2 separate regions of the Homo sapiens genome follow, and region 1 is linked to region 2. Evidence: chromatin loops called from intact Hi-C (ENCODE). Cell type or tissue: CD14-positive monocyte. All regions are shown on one strand. Each heading gives the region's core, and the rest is flanking DNA. Links, peaks and the distances in the headings are about the cores only.

Evidence for each region. Hi-C counts contacts between places; a loop is a spot of excess contacts. Peaks named below come from ENCODE experiments on the same cell type or tissue, not always from the same donor. Only the 100,000 strongest peaks of a DNase experiment are listed, where the experiment ranks them.
Region 1: it touches region 2 in a loop (2.1-fold over the local background); 3 of 110 quality-filtered maps call a loop at or near these places.

The regions. Positions count from the first base shown.
Region 1 is chr18:493,010-500,183 of GRCh38, reverse strand. All of the region lies in intron 1 of COLEC12 (collectin subfamily member 12), which reads left to right. Among named protein-coding and RNA genes, the nearest start is that of COLEC12, 4.1 kb to the left of the region's middle. In CD14-positive monocyte, for the core only: a CTCF peak has its summit at 3,013; a DNase peak (open chromatin) is centred at 3,023; H3K4me3 peaks cover 1,089 bases; H3K27me3 peaks cover 2,803 bases.
Region 2 is chr18:271,116-279,429 of GRCh38, reverse strand. No RefSeq gene overlaps it. Among named protein-coding and RNA genes, the nearest start is that of THOC1, 7.2 kb to the right of the region's middle. In CD14-positive monocyte, for the core only: no CTCF peak of the experiment used is centred there; a DNase peak (open chromatin) is centred at 3,719.

The DNA.
Region 1 (7,174 bases), core at 163-5,162, 220 kb before region 2:
GAGTGGAGGCATCGCCATCCCTCCCGGTCGCTTTTCCACGCCGCAGCGCTCCCCACGCTCGCCCAGTCCTCTCTCCTCCCGCCTCTAGCCGTTTCCCGGCCCGAGCGGTCCCCGCGCTGGCGGCCGGGTGTTTTCTCCGGGACTGGGGATGTTCTCCGTGCGCCCTCGCCACATCTGGCAATGATTAGGTGCCCGAGGAGTTCAGCTGGCTCGGGAAGTGCATTTGGCATCTTTCTCCATCAGATTCACCGACTGGAAAATAGTTGCCCTCGGTTCCGCGTCCCTTCCACGTGCCCGCCTTGGGGTGTGCCCACTGGTGTTTTGGGGTGACACACCTCAGCTGGTTAGTCGCCCCCTGCGCGGTGTCCTCTGCAGGCCGGTTTATGGAAGTGTCAGATGTTATCGTACTTTAGAAAGAAGCACGAGAAGGACTGCAGGGCAGCCTTCTGTTTAGTGGAAACACGGAGATTTGTCAGCGGAATCCTGATTTATGTATGAGATAAGTAACCGCAGCGGAGGCATCAAAGAGTCGTTCAGGAATGGGCCCGCGTGGTGTTTACACAAGGCTTCGTGTGAGAGTTGCTGGTTCTGTGCTAGGATAACACAGCCCTGCGTGGGTGCGAAATGCCATCTGACCGCGGTCACCCCGCTTCCAGCCGCCACAGACCTGGCGATGCAATCGCTTTGACTTCTAGGGTTGCCGTCCGAGGGAGGCGCCCGGGAAGCCCCAAGGCGCTTGGAAAGTAACTTTTGGCTCTGGAAAGTTTTTTTTCTGAAGGGCAGCTCCCGCGGAACTAACCGGAGCGATGATATCCTACCAATTCACTCCCTTTCCAAGGGCGTTAGGTGTCCACGTCGGGAGACCTCGGGAAGGGAGGTGACTGATGGCCAGGTGAAAAGTGGTCTGCCCCAGGGAAAAAGAAACAAAAGACACGATACAACTGCCTACCTAGAGAATTTCAAAATGCAGTGGCTTGCTTTCCTTCTGTCTCCATCTCAGTTTCTCTTCCCTCATTTACATTCTAGGAAATACACACATTCCTTAGCTGGCTCTGATTGAGGAGACTCCCTAGAAAGGAAAGAATTTCACATGGCTAAAAGTTATCTGGGGCTCAGTTATCATTTTAGCCAGAAGTGAATCTTCTCTGCTGGTCATTAAGACCAGTGGTTTTTAAAACTTGGGAAGATTAACCACCTACCCACTCCATCAGCTCCCACGTGGGTTCTTAAACCCTGAAACTTTTGTTATGCTTTTTACTGGGTAAAGGACCGCTATTGCACTTGAGACACTTTTCCACTTTACATTTGCACTGGAAAACATACCCAGAAGTCCTAAACACATTTTTGGAGAGATTTATGCTGCATTCTGGACCAGATGGTGGCCTACCCGCTGTGGTCTAGCGCTGCCCAGAAGCCCCATACACTTTCCGCCCCAGTCGGGGAGGTTGATGGAGGGACGGACTGGTGAATCCCCGGGTAGACTAATCATTTTGAAGCCCTCTTTTAAAAACGAAAATATTCCAGCGGGGCGCGGTGGCTCACACCTGTAATCCCAGCACTTTGGGAGGCCGAGGTGGGCAAGATCACTCGAAGTCAGGAGTTCGAGACCAGCCTGGCCAACATTGTGAAATCCTGTCTTTACTAAAAATACAAAAAATTAGCTGGGCGTGGTGGCAGGCACCTGTAATCCCAGCTACTTGAGAGGCTGAGGCAGGAGAATCACTTGAACCCAGGAGATGGAGGTTGCAGTGAGCCGAGATCGAGCCATTGCACTCCAGCCTGGGTGACAAGAGCGAGACTCCGTCTAAAAAAAAAAAAAAGAAAAAAAATATTCCATGAGAGTTTTGCCTACCAATTATTACCACGTAATCTGTATTTATTACATTTGTCTGAGTGGTGGGGTGGGGACGGGAGGGGCAGTAATAATTTTTTAGTACCTACTAAGTGCCAGCCACTGTACTATATACACTACAAACACATTGCAATTAATCCTCTCAACAGCCCTGAGAGTAGACATTTCAATCCTAACAGTATAGGTATGAAAACTGAGTCTAGAAGAAATAGGAACTGGCAACTAGGAGGATAGAGTAGGCATCTAAAGACAAGCCTTGTCAGTTACCCCGTGTGGCTTGGAAGGCCCTAAGACACCAAATAGATAACCTCTGGTGAAGATGACTGGAAAAAAAAGTGAATCTGAGACAACTAACTAGCCAAGTAACCCACAATTGGTGCTGTATCCAGGAAGAGGTGGAGCCAACCAGTTGCATGTGAGGCTTTGGAAGCCTAGACAAAAACGGAAAGCTGCTTTTACCAAGTGGAATTGTTTTGACCATTTGCCATAGGGAACCAACTAAAGATTTTCCCCGGGTTCCTGATTACATCAAATAGTTGTTAACTCCCCGTGCTTCAGAAAGCCAACATGATAGAAAGCAACGACAAGCCTTGTAAATTCTTAGAATAAACGTGTTAATCTAAAACATTCTTGGCCAGGTGCAGTGGCTCATGCCTGTAATCCCAGCACTTTGGGAGGCTGAGGCAGGCGGATCACCATATAGTGAAACCAGCCTGGCCAACATGTAATGAAACCCTGTCTCTACTAAAAAATACAAAAATTATCTGGGCCTGGTGGCGCATGCCTGTAGTCCCAGCTACTTGGGAAGCTGAGGCAGGAGAATAGCTTGAACCCGGGAGGTGGAGGTTGCAATGAGCCGAGATCGTGCCACTGCACTTCAGCGCAGGTGACAGAAGCAAGACTCTCTCAAACACACACACACACACACACACACACACACACACACACCCCATTCTTTAGCCAAATTGAAAATCAGTGGACACCATAGAAGTTAAAGAAGTTCATTTGCAAAAGCAAATATTCCTGTGCAAGTCAGATGCCTTTTTAGGGTACCAACGTGACTTTCTAATTCTGATATTTAAACCTGGATATGGCCTTTGTAGTGACCAGGCTCTTGGAGTGTAATCCTGCATCTGCCAGTCAGTCACAGCGCCACCTATCTGTTGCATTCAGCAAACATCCATTTCCTCCATCCCTGGAGTCACAAGTACCAAAATAATGACATCATTATATATTACCCAGAAGAAAATGACTTTCCCCGTTGCTGCAGTACTTGAAGTCTTCCAAACTGATTAAAACATGAAGTTTGTTTTAATTTATTTCCAATTTCATTTTCAATTAGCTGTACTACACCATCAATCTCATGGCTTTTTGGATACATATTCACATTCTTGACGAAGGAATCTGACTCCTCTAGAGTTACGTGTGTCGTTAACTAAATCACATTCTTGGTTCTTAAAGTTGGGGATATTGGTTAGTTTCAGTGCAGCAGCACTTGTTGCCTAAGAGACAACCAAAAACAGCTGCCACCACCCGGGACCACAGAGGTCCAAACCAGTGTTATAATTTAACACAGAGAGGAGGCTGGTGCCATGAAAACACAGTGTTCAGCTGCTTATTTTTGTACTTTTGTGCATAAATATTTCTGAAATACAGTTTGGCAATAATATATTTAAAATGCACTAGTAAGCAGTATACTTCTCCCAAAGTTTTTTGGGACTCACAGTCTTTTTGCTTTTTCAGTGTCTCTCTGAGATTTCTTGTTCTTAACTGGGATAAGCAAACAAGCCTATAAAGGCAATTGCATTTAACATTGAAAGAGTCATATTTTCTAAAGGAAAATGGAAACAAAATGAGGCCTTTTTCCCTTCACTGATTGGTAATAGGGGCTGCCCTTCTCTGGGAGGCAAATTTACAATCTAATTATACTTTTGACTTTTCATTAGTTTGGGAATGCTTGACATTCTTAATCTGAGGTTTAATTATTGCTAAGTATACATCTTCTCTGTGGTCTCCTATGCAATTTCCCACGGTTGTTCCAATGGCTCCAACCCTTTGCCATGTGGCTCATCCACTGATAATGGGGTGAATAGAAAAAGCTAGCCGATGATGGCTTTCAGGCTATGTCATAACAGAGTATCTCATTTTCCTACTAAATGCCTATTCTCATTATAATATTATTTCAAAACAACTCTTGCAACCGCTGCCAAATAAAGTTAAATGGACCTTGAAGTATTAGCTTTCAAATGGGAAAATGGACATTTAAATTTTGTGATAGAAAATATGTTTCACCCTGGGTAAAACCAGCATGTGGGTAATCTCTCAGGGAGGCCAGCCTAACACAGACTTCCCTTTAATAATAGCTAACATTTATTGAGCACCTGCCATGCCAGGCATTATCATTTCCTCCATTTTATGATAGGAAAACTTAGGTTCAGAGAGGTTGTGTTACTTGTCTAAGGGTACCCAGCTAGTTGGTGGCGGGGGGGATCAGTATTCAGGCTCAGACTGTCTGATTCCAGAATCACATGTGTAATCTCTAGCCCAGGCTCCCTCCTAGCTATGCCCTAATAATGCATTCAAGTCCTACATCTTTGTGAAGTCCTACTGTGTGCTGTCACGCTCCACTAGATACTGAGTGAGCAACGTAGACAAGGCGCTATCATCCGGACTTAGAACTGTAATGACCTAGCATCAAAGGTCTGAAGGATTGATGTGTTCTTCAGTCAGCCAGTGGAGGAGACGCTCTAAACTGGAGCTGTTGCAAAGATAAAGCAGATTTCAGGATTGCTTCCCTGTGTAGCTTATCTTCTGGGAGGTTTTGCTTACCGCTGATTGAATGAATGTGGATGGCCCACTGTAGCCACCAACTCTGAAAACGGCCCCTACACTCGTCTTGCTAACAGGTTTGCATTGAGAAAATGAAATATTGTCAGAAGTGCCATTTTCATGAACAGACTGTAACCACCGGTGAGTGATCAGTAAAAATAATGATACTACTAAGTATTTTAAACCAGGAACAGGGAAGTATAGACATTTTTCATAGAAGGTTCATTCTTTACTGCTGACAACAGAGTTTCTAACCACACCAACCATCCAAACCTTAAGGGAAGTAACTTCTTAGTCAAGCAGTGATTTGATTTCTTTTTCAGTGCATGACATTTGAAGAACCAAAACCAGCATCATACCTCAAAAAGGTCCTGCTGATTGCTTAAGGGTGTTTTGTAATTATACAGCAGTGAAAGCCAATATAAACATAAATTAGTAATCCCAAATTAAGATTCCAAAGAGATCCTAGGAGCTCTCTTAACTTCTGAATTTGTCATGAATATTCCATCAATACTCTTAAAAATAGAAAAGAAATGCATTTTTCAGCATGGGGGTTTTAAAATGAAATACACTTATTGGACTTGGATATATTAAACATGACTCCTTTATGCTTCCTGAATGATGGGATATCATACCTCAGTATCACGTGAGGTATTATTCACTAGCCTGTGACGTTGGATGTTTTACATTTGGTGTGAAAAACTCACTTGTCTCTGGCTCTGTGGAAGAAGCCACATTTCTTTTGCCCCAGTCATTTTCTTATGACAGAGAAATGTTAGGAAACTAGCTGATGTTTATAAAACAATTTATTATTCAAAGGCAAAACAGTCCTACTTTAAAGTAGATAATATATGCTTTAAAATATAACCATCTCATAAAATACAATTATGTTTAGTGATCCCAGGTGTTGAATCCAATCATTTCTGTGTGCTGGGCGAGGAGTGTGGGCTCTGAAACCAAGAGAGCCTGGGGACCTCAGGCAAGTCACTTAACCCCCTGGGGCCCCAGTTTCTTTATCAATGTGATGAGGGACAACAATGGCATCTACTTGATGTTGTTTAAGGATTAAATAGTTGTTTAGAATGGTGGCTAGTATGTAATAGGAACTCAAGTTGTTTTAGTAATTGTAATATTGTATTATAACCTGCTGCTTCCTCCCAGCAATAAGTTAATTGCCAATTATGAGCCATCTATGTTCATTTAATCAGTGATGTAGTTTAGACCATGAAGGCAAATGTTCAGTTCTGAAATGAAAGTAATTTTCAAATTGCAAATGTGTTAAAACAGACCTCAGGGATAGAAGGAGTGAGTTGTGCTCCACGTGGGGAAGTATTAGTATTGGTTGCATTCCAGCTGCCGTCACTGCTATCATCATAAAAAATGCAGGGATAATTCCCAAAGTGAAGTTTGTAATTGTAGTAATGAAACAGTTTTTCTATTTGTTATAGTAGTGGTAGAAAATTGATAAATATGTGTAAGTATATTTAGATTACCTAGGAGCACTGTTTTTTTTTTAGTACTATTGCTCACGTGCCTACTGATGACATGATATTTTTAAAGATCTGTGTTTCAAATCCAGTGTCCGGTTTTATCCAGTAAGGATATGACATCAAGGAATCACAACATTAAACAAGTTTGTCTCTAAATAAGTATTCGGACAGATGTATGTATAAGTATGTTTTTAAACCATATGATGTCATGTCTATTTCATCAGTAGTATTAGTTTTCCATTAAGCTGTCATATTTCTGTTTTATTATTTATAATTGGGCCACCAAGTTCTAACTAGCCTTCATTTATTCTTTAAACAAATATTTGGTATTAACTTTCTGTGTGCAAGGCCCTCTAGAAATGCCAAATAAAATGAATAAAATATAGCTTCTGTGCTCATGGAGCTTGCAGTCTGGTAGACAAGACAAGACTTATGCGTAAACAACTGGAATCCAAAGTAGAGAGTAGAACATGCCCTGTTTGAGGTTCAGATAATCTGGCTGAAGACAGGGACATTTTCATTTGCAGGAGAGATTTGAATTATAGTTCATATTTCAGATTACATTATATTTCATATCTTGAATTATATTTCATATTACATTAATAGGGCAAGCAACATTAAAGAAAAATGTCTTAAAAGAGAGGAGGGCTGAGCCTGATGACTCGTGCTTATAATTTCAGTGCTTTGGGAGGCCAAGATGGGAGGGTTGCTTGAGGCCAGGAGTTTGAGATCAGCCAGATCAACACAGCAAGATCCTGTCTCCACAGAAAATTTAATGGGTGCGGTGGTGAGTGGCTATAGTCCCAGCTACTTGGGAGACTGAGGTGGGAGGATCCCTTGAGCAGTGGCACAGTCTTGGCTCACTGTAACCTCTGTCTCTTGGGTTCGAGCGATTCTCCTGCCTCAGCCTCCCAAGTAGCTGGGACTGAGTACAGGTGCGTGCCACCATGGCCAACTAATTTTTGTATGTTTTGTAGAGACAGGGTTTTGCTATGTTGCTCAG
Region 2 (8,314 bases), core at 1,416-6,415:
TTTAGGGGCAACGATTTTAATATTTCACTATCATGATGTTAGATAAAGATTTTTAAAGACATCTTTTATCAGACTGAAAATTTCCCATCTATTTCTAGTTGGCTGAGTTTTTAAAAATCGTGAATAGACATTGAATTTCATCACCTTTCCTGCATTTATTAAGATGCTTATATTTATATTTTTCTCCTTTATTCTGATAACAGTGAATGATATAGACTGACTCCAGATGTTAAATCAAGCCTATATTCCTGGAATAAACCTTACTTGGTCATGATATACTATCCTTTTCAAATTTTATTGGATTTCTGTTTTTTTAGGTTTTTAAGACAGAGTCTTGATCTGTCACCCAGGCTGGAGTGCAAGGGCATCATCTTGGCTCACTGCAACCTTTGCCTCCTAGGTTCAAGCAATTCTTGTGTTTCTGCCTCCCGAGTAGCTGGGATTACAGGTGCAAGCCACCACGCCCAGCTAATTTTTGTATTTTTAGTAGAGATGGAGTTTCACCATGTTGGCCAGGCTGGTCTCAAACTCCTGACCTCAAGTGATCCACCCGCCTTGGCTTCCCAATATGCTGGGATTACAGGCATAAGCCACCGTGCCCAGCCAGGACTTCCTTTTTTCTTTTGGGACTTTTATACCTAAGTTCATAAGGGATATTTATCTGTAATTTTATTTTCTTGTAATGTACTTTTAAGGTTGCGATATCAGAGTTATGCTAGGTTCACAAAACAAGTTGGTAGATGGTTTCTCACTGTTTATTCTCTAAAGACCTTGTGTAAGATTGGTATCATTTCTTCCTTAAATGTATGGTAGAATTTACCAACGCAGCCATCTAGACCTAAAGTTTGCTCTGGAGAAAGCTTTTGATTACCAATTGCATTTCTTTAACAGATATAGGACTATTCATATTTTCTATTTTTTCTTTGTCAGTTTTAGTAACTTGTGTTTTACAAAAATTTTCTGTCTTCTAAATTTTCCAATTTATGGGCCTAAAGTTTTTCATAATAACCTATTATTATTATTATTATTGAGAAAGGGTCTTGCTCTGGAGTGCAGTGGCACTATTGTAGCTCCCTGCAGCCTCCAACTCCTGGGCTCAAGCAATCCTCCCGACTCAACTTCCCAAGTAGCTGGGACAACAGGTGTGTGCCACCATGCCTGGCTAATTTTTTTAATTAATTTTTTTGTAGAGATAGGGCCTCCCTGTGTTGCCCAGGATGGTCTCAAACTCCTGAGCTCAAGTGATCCTCTTGCCTCAGCCTCTCAAAGTACTGGGATTACAGGTGTGAGCCACCATTCCTGGCATATCATATTATCTTTTTAATGCCTGTAGGATCTGTAACAATGTCCCTTTTTCATTTCTGATATTGATAATTTTGCTCCTCTATTTTATTCTTGATTATATTGCTAAAGGTTAATTTATTAATCTTTTCAAAAAACCAACTTTTGGTTTTGTTCATTTTGTCTATTATTTGTTTTCTATTCTGTTGTCCTTATATTTATTATTTACTTGTCTACTTTCTTAGGGTTTCATTTGCTCTTCTTTTGCTCACTTCTTGAGATGGACATTTACTAAATTGATTTTAACCTTTCTTCTAATATATGCATCCAAGGTATACAAATTATACTACAAAATAAAATATGGTAAAGCTATAGATTTTGCTCAGTCATTGCTCTAGCTGCATCCACAAATACTACTAAGTTTCTGGGTTTGTTTGTTTGGTTTTTGATGTTTTGAGACAGGGTCTGGCTCTGTTACCCAGGCTGGAGTGCAACGGCATGATCTTGGCTCACTGCAACCTTCAACTCCCAGAATAAAATCATCGTCCCACCTCAGCCTTCCAAGTAGCTGAGATTACAGTCTCATGCCATCACGCCCAGCTAATTTTTGTATTTTTGGTAGAGACGGGATTTCACCGTGCGGCCCAGGCTGGTCTTGAACTCCTGGGCCCAAGTGATCTGCCTGCCTCAGTTTCCCAAAGTGCTAGGATTACAGGCGTGAGCCACTGCACCCAGTCATATTGGTAAGTTATCATTATCATTACCATCAGTATACAATATTTTCTAAATTCCCTGGTGATTTCTTCTTTGACCTATGCTCTTTCAGGATTTTGTTGCTTAATTCCCAAATAGTTGATTTTTCTAGATATCCTTTGTTTTTCATTTCTAAATTCCATTATTGTAAGAGAACGAATTCTGTATCATTTTAATCCTTTGGTTGTTTTGAGACTCACATTATGACCAAGCATATGGTCTATTTTGGTGAATGATCCATGTGTACTTGAAAAATTCATTCTGCATTTGTTGGGTGTACTGTTTTAGAAATATCAATTATGTCAAGTTTGAAAATAGCGTTCAAATATTGTATGTTTTTATATATGTTCTATCAAATACTGAGAGAAATGTATTAAGATCTCCAACTATAATTATAGATTTCTCTATCCTTTCAGTTCTGCCAATTTTTGCTTCATATGAGGTTTTGTTTTTAAATAGATCCATGTTTAGGACTGTTATGTTTTCCTGATTAGATTATTGTTTAATTATTAAGAAATTAGCTTCTTTACTTCTGATAATACTCTTCATCTAGAAGGCTGCTTTTTCCTCAATATAGTAATACTGTATTTCTCATGATTAGTGTTTGCTTATTTTTCCATTCTTTTACTTTAAGCCTATTCTTATTTTTAAAGTGTATTCTTTTGAACAGTTGGTAGTTGAAACTTGTTTTCTCTTTTTTCTTTTTCTTTCTTTATTTTTTGAGACAGGGTCTTCCTCTGTCACCCAGGCTGGTGTGCAATGGCACCACGGTAGCTCACTGCAGCCTCGAACTCCTGGGCCCAAGCAGTCCTCTCACGTCAGCTTCCCAATTGGCTAGAACTGCAGTGGCACACCACCATGCCTGGCTGATTTTTATTGTTTAAGCCAGGCTGATCTCAAGCAATCCTCTTGCCTCAGCCTCCCAAAGTTCTAGGATTACAGGCATACCTGGCCAGAGGCTTGTTTTCTTAATCCAGACTGATAGTATATGATTTTTATTTGATATTTAGTCTATGTACATTTTAATAAACATTTTATTGTGGAATAACATTGTATGTACAGAAAAGATGCAAAAATACTACAGAGAGGTCCTGAATACCCCTCACCCATTCTCTACAAATGTTAATATCTTATATAACCATAGTACATTCATCAACACTAAAAAACCAAAACTAGCACATTACAATCAAATAAATTCCAGACTTTATTTGGGTGTCACCAGTTTTTCCATTAATGTCCTTTTTCTGTTCCAGAATCCTATTCAGGATTCCATATTGCATTTATTTTTTATTCCACCAATTTTATTATTATTCTACCATTTACTTTTAATGCAATTACTGATACGGATAGGTTTAAGTCTGTCAGCATGCTATTTGTTTTCTACTTGTCCCATCTTATCTTGTTCCTCCTTTCCTGACATCTTTTGGTTAATCAAGTATTTTTTAGTATTCTGTTTTATCTAGAGACTTGCCTGTGCTACTATATCTTCCTGGCCCTCATTGACAAATTCTCCCTGGTGGCCCCCACTGAGCATCCAGACACCAAAGACAAAGATATTTTTTAAATGTTGCTCTGCTCCCCCCACAGGGCTCAACACTCAAGTTTCAAGGCTGCCTCTCCCCACTGAAGACTGGCTTGCTGGCGGCAGTGGAAGGAAGGGGAACCGAAGACAGGAGGACATGGCTGGCCAGGCCAGCTCTGGCTGTAACAACTGTCATGTGACAGACCAAGCAATATCAAAGAACTAGAGTTCTCAGAGCAAGAAATGTCACTGGAGCAAGAACTAGCAGAGGGAGTCACAGATAGGGAACACCCAATAGTGAGTTGTGAAACTTTTTTCAGTTTCTACACTATCAATAATAATAATAAAAAATCCACTATACTAAATTATCTTTCTGGTTCTTTTAAATTAAAATATTATATAATCATTGTCATATAATGAGGTGATCAAAGAATATGCAGCCAAAAATGTTGGGGGAGGCCAAGTGCAGTGGCTCATGCCTGCAATCTCAGCATTTTGAGAGTCCAAGTTGGGAGGATCACTTGGCCCAGGAGTTTGAGACTAGCCTGGGCTACGTGGTGAGGCCCCATCTCTTAAAAAAAACAAAATGTTGGGAGAAAGTACTACAGAGAGATATCAGGCAGTTAATGTTATTCTGGATTTTATAACATTTGTGACATCCATAATGTATCACCATTTCTATTGTCATTCCAAATCAATATTCACTTTCATTTTGTATTCGTAATTTTTAATTATTCTTCTTAAAGACCCCCCCTTCCCAAATTGTGTGAACATCAGCCTAGATCGACCTTTGCTTTATGTCTGATTTTGTTTCTACCATTCTAATTTATAAAATATATACATGCATATATGTACAGTACTTACACATATTTTCACATTCTCCTTCTCTCTCTCTCCCACACACACACAAACACACACACACACAGAGAGAAAGAGAGATTTATTTTGTAGTCTGCTTTTTGTTCTAACTCTTGTTATATGAGCTACTTTTTTTTCATTTTCTCCAGTGAGCTTGGGGTGTACATATTATTTTGGATTCTACTAATGATTACCTTTTATGTTCTTAAGAAATATATCCTTAAACCTCTATTTTTTTAATTAGCCAAGACCCAATAAAGCAGTTTATTTTGGCTTTCCTTATTTAAGAGTATGATAACAATTCAGCCATTTTTCTGCCTTATATTGTACATCTCCTGGCCCTCGTTCACATCCTCTGGACCCAGTTTTACTGTAACCACTGCTATGGCAACGAGCTCCACACAGGTGAAACTGACAGCACTTCACTTCAGCTGCATCAATTTTTTTCTGCCTCAGGGCGTCTCTAATATCGTGCCATTGCCTAGAACACCTGAGGGAACCCTCCATTCAGTTACACGTGCATGACAGCAACATCCCATGCGTCAGCCATGCATGAAGGGGGTTGGAAGTCAATGAACACGCCCACACCTGTTCTGTCACAAGAATGGAGCGGGGTTGTGGGGGCAGGGGGTAGGGGTGAAGGGCAAGGGAGGAGTGAGAAATGTGCTGAGCAGTCCCCCAGTCCCTGCTATGAGGACTCAACAATCTTAGCCTTCCTTATGATCATCAACATTTAATGAAAAAGCACCAGTCCTGTGAGGGAAATCACGCTCCACAGAGTGGAAGCAAGGAGACCAGTGAAAGCAAATGATCCTCCACTGTTCATGCAAAACAATTAAGAACTTCTCAAAATCTTTTCTGTGTTCAACTAGATTCCAGATGGCTACTGTGTGCCGAGTGAACTTCCAGACTTGCGAAGTCCTGACCCACGTGGCCCTGCCGCCAGCTTCAATCCGCACAGCCCTCCATTTTGCTAACTGTCCTCCAGTCACACAGGCCTCCTGTCAGTTCCCAAGTAGGTGGACCTCCTTCCTAACATGAGCCATCGCACATGCTGCTCCTTCAACCTGGAGCGCTCATCCTTGCCTTCCCTTGCCAAACCCCCTTCCCATAAAATGATTATACAACTAATTCCTTTACATCTTTATGTTTTTGCTTAAATATCACTTCCTCACAGAGGCCTTTCCTAACAACCCTATTTAAAGTTAAATACTACCCAAGTATTCTCTACCTTAGTCTCTCATTTCTTTGACTTTGAGTGTTGCTGAGGCTAGGTTACTTAAGCACTTCGCCTCGGTTTTATCATCTGTAAAATGGGAATAAAGGATACCTACCTCATAAGGCTGAAAAGAAGATTAAATGAATAGCACTTAGAATTCAAGCACACAACAGTACTCAGTAGATGCTACCATTTACCACATAGTAAAATTCTTTTATATTTTTATTTATTTAAAAAACCTTGGCCAGCCACGGTGGCTCACACCTGTAATCCCAGCACTTTGAAAGGCTGAGGTGGGCGGATCACTTGGGGCCAGGAGTTTGAGACCAGCCTGGCCAACATGGCGAAACCCCATCTCTACTAAAAATACAAAAATTAGCTGGGCATGGTGCTGTGTGCCGGTAGTCCCAGCTATTCAGGAGGCTGAGGCACGAGAATCACTTGAACCCGGGAGGCCAAGGTTGCAGTGAGCCAAGATCATACCACTGCACTCCAGCCTGGGCGACAGAGCGAGACTCCGTCTCAAAAATAAATAAATAAATAACCCTGCTCCCACACAGAATAAAGGCCTCATTAGGGTAGTAACTCTTCTTTGTTCACAGTGCTAGGTTCACATATATTTGTTGAGAATAAACAAAGAAAATATTTTCTGAATACAAATAAAAAATTACTACATGATTAGTATCTTAGGGCAGTGTGGTGGCCATGATAATGCTCTACTCAGATCTTCAGCTGCGGGGACCACAGTTGACTGACAGCTCAAGCTGCTACCCTCTGGATCAACCACCACATTTGCACCAAGGCCATGCTTTCTGAGGGTCCCAGTCAATGAATGAGGATGGCAAAGGTACTAGTACAGGCCCATTCTGACAAACTGCAGGACTCTTTGCAAAGCCAACCCTTTCTTGGAATTGCACTGTACCCAGAAACTTCTTACCCAATCCACATTCCTTCCTTTTCTCCTCCTGTGAGTGTCAGACCTGCACTGCTGTCTGCAAGTTCTCCCTCCCTGCTCTTGCTCTCTCCTTAGTAAATCTCTTGCACATCCAATGTATGGTGTAATGTATCTGTGTCTGCTTCTATGTAGACCCAAACGAACACAATCCGGATCTTCAGAAGCAAATCCTGAGGTGATAATTCATAAGCAAATGATTTGTTAAGATAATACTCTCAGGGAGAGAGAAAAACAGGACAGGAAAGGGGAACAAGCCAAACAATGGTAGAATTTCAGGCAAATCCCTTGACTAACCCTGCAGGGAAGCTTGGCATGCCCGGGCAAAAACTGACCCACTATTCCATCTCTCACCTTGAATTATGCTCATTATGTGGTCCAACTGAGCCCACCAAACAGGATTTTACAATATATGCTAGATAATGATATATACAGTACCTGCAATATAATAAAATAGTGCTACATATATATTTCAATAATATTATACCTTTGCCTGGCAGATAGTAAGCACTCAATATATTGAACAAACAGTACAATATCAACAATATAAAATGCTTGAAAATTGCCACTATGCTATAAAAATACAGCCTCCCTACATAGCTTTCATGAAAATTACTCTTTTTCCAAGAAAATTTAAGCTCTAGAGTATAAAGGGCCGTCCTTTTCCTTTTTTTTTTTGAGATAGAGTCACACTCTGTCACCCAGGCTAGAGTGCAGTAGCACGATCTCTGCTCACTGAAACCTCCACCTCCCACGTTCCAGCGCTTCTCCTGCCTCAGCCTTCTGGGTAGCTAGGATTACAGGCGCGGCCAACACACCCAGCTAATTTTTTGTATTTTTAGTAGAGATAGGGTTACACCATCTTGGTCAGGCTGGTCTCAAACTCCTGGCCTCAAGTGATCCACCCACCTTGGCCTCCCAAAGTGCTGGGATTACAGGTGTGACTCACTGTGCCCGGCCATTTTTTTCATTTTTATTCTTCTCAGTTCCATTCCTCTCACAATGCAGGAGTCTCATTCTTTTTATTCAACTTTGCCACTCAAACATCAGTTCCCTTTAAATAAATATAATTATTTCAATCCACTTAAACTACAAATGAGAGAAAGGGAGAGATGGCTGGGGCCCAAATGCTGAAAAAGGCAAACCTGCAATCCAACATCCTAATGTGGCCGACCAGTAAGCATGGAGCAAAAAGCTTCCTTCTGCCTAGACAATAGTCAGGATAAGAACTAGAAGAAAAGCAGATTAAACTGCATCCTTAGTCCTTTCCTCCCAGATCTTACCATTCCAATGGTAAACTGAACTCAAGTAAGGCCACACTAAGGAAAAAAAAGAGGAATGAAGATGTGAATGCCTAGAACTGATCTAAACCATCCATCCTAGATTCTCCCATGCAAGTTATTTCCTAACAGAGAGGCAGTCCTTCGTCCATCTTACTTCACCAGCTAGCATGAGGAAAAACAGGTGCTCAGTAAATATAAGTGAAAAGGTTACATGTTCCTGGATGTCTGCCCTCTGGATGTTATTACCCACTTAAAAACAAACAAACAAACAAACAAAAAAACAAAAAACAAAAAACTCTTTTTTTTTTTTTTTTTTTTTGAGATGGAGTTTTGCTCTTGTTGCCCAGGCTGGAGTGCAATGGCAGGATCTTGGCTCGCTGAAACCTCCGCCTCCCGGGTTCAAGCGATTCTCCTGACTCAGCCTCCCGAGTAGCTGGGATTACAGG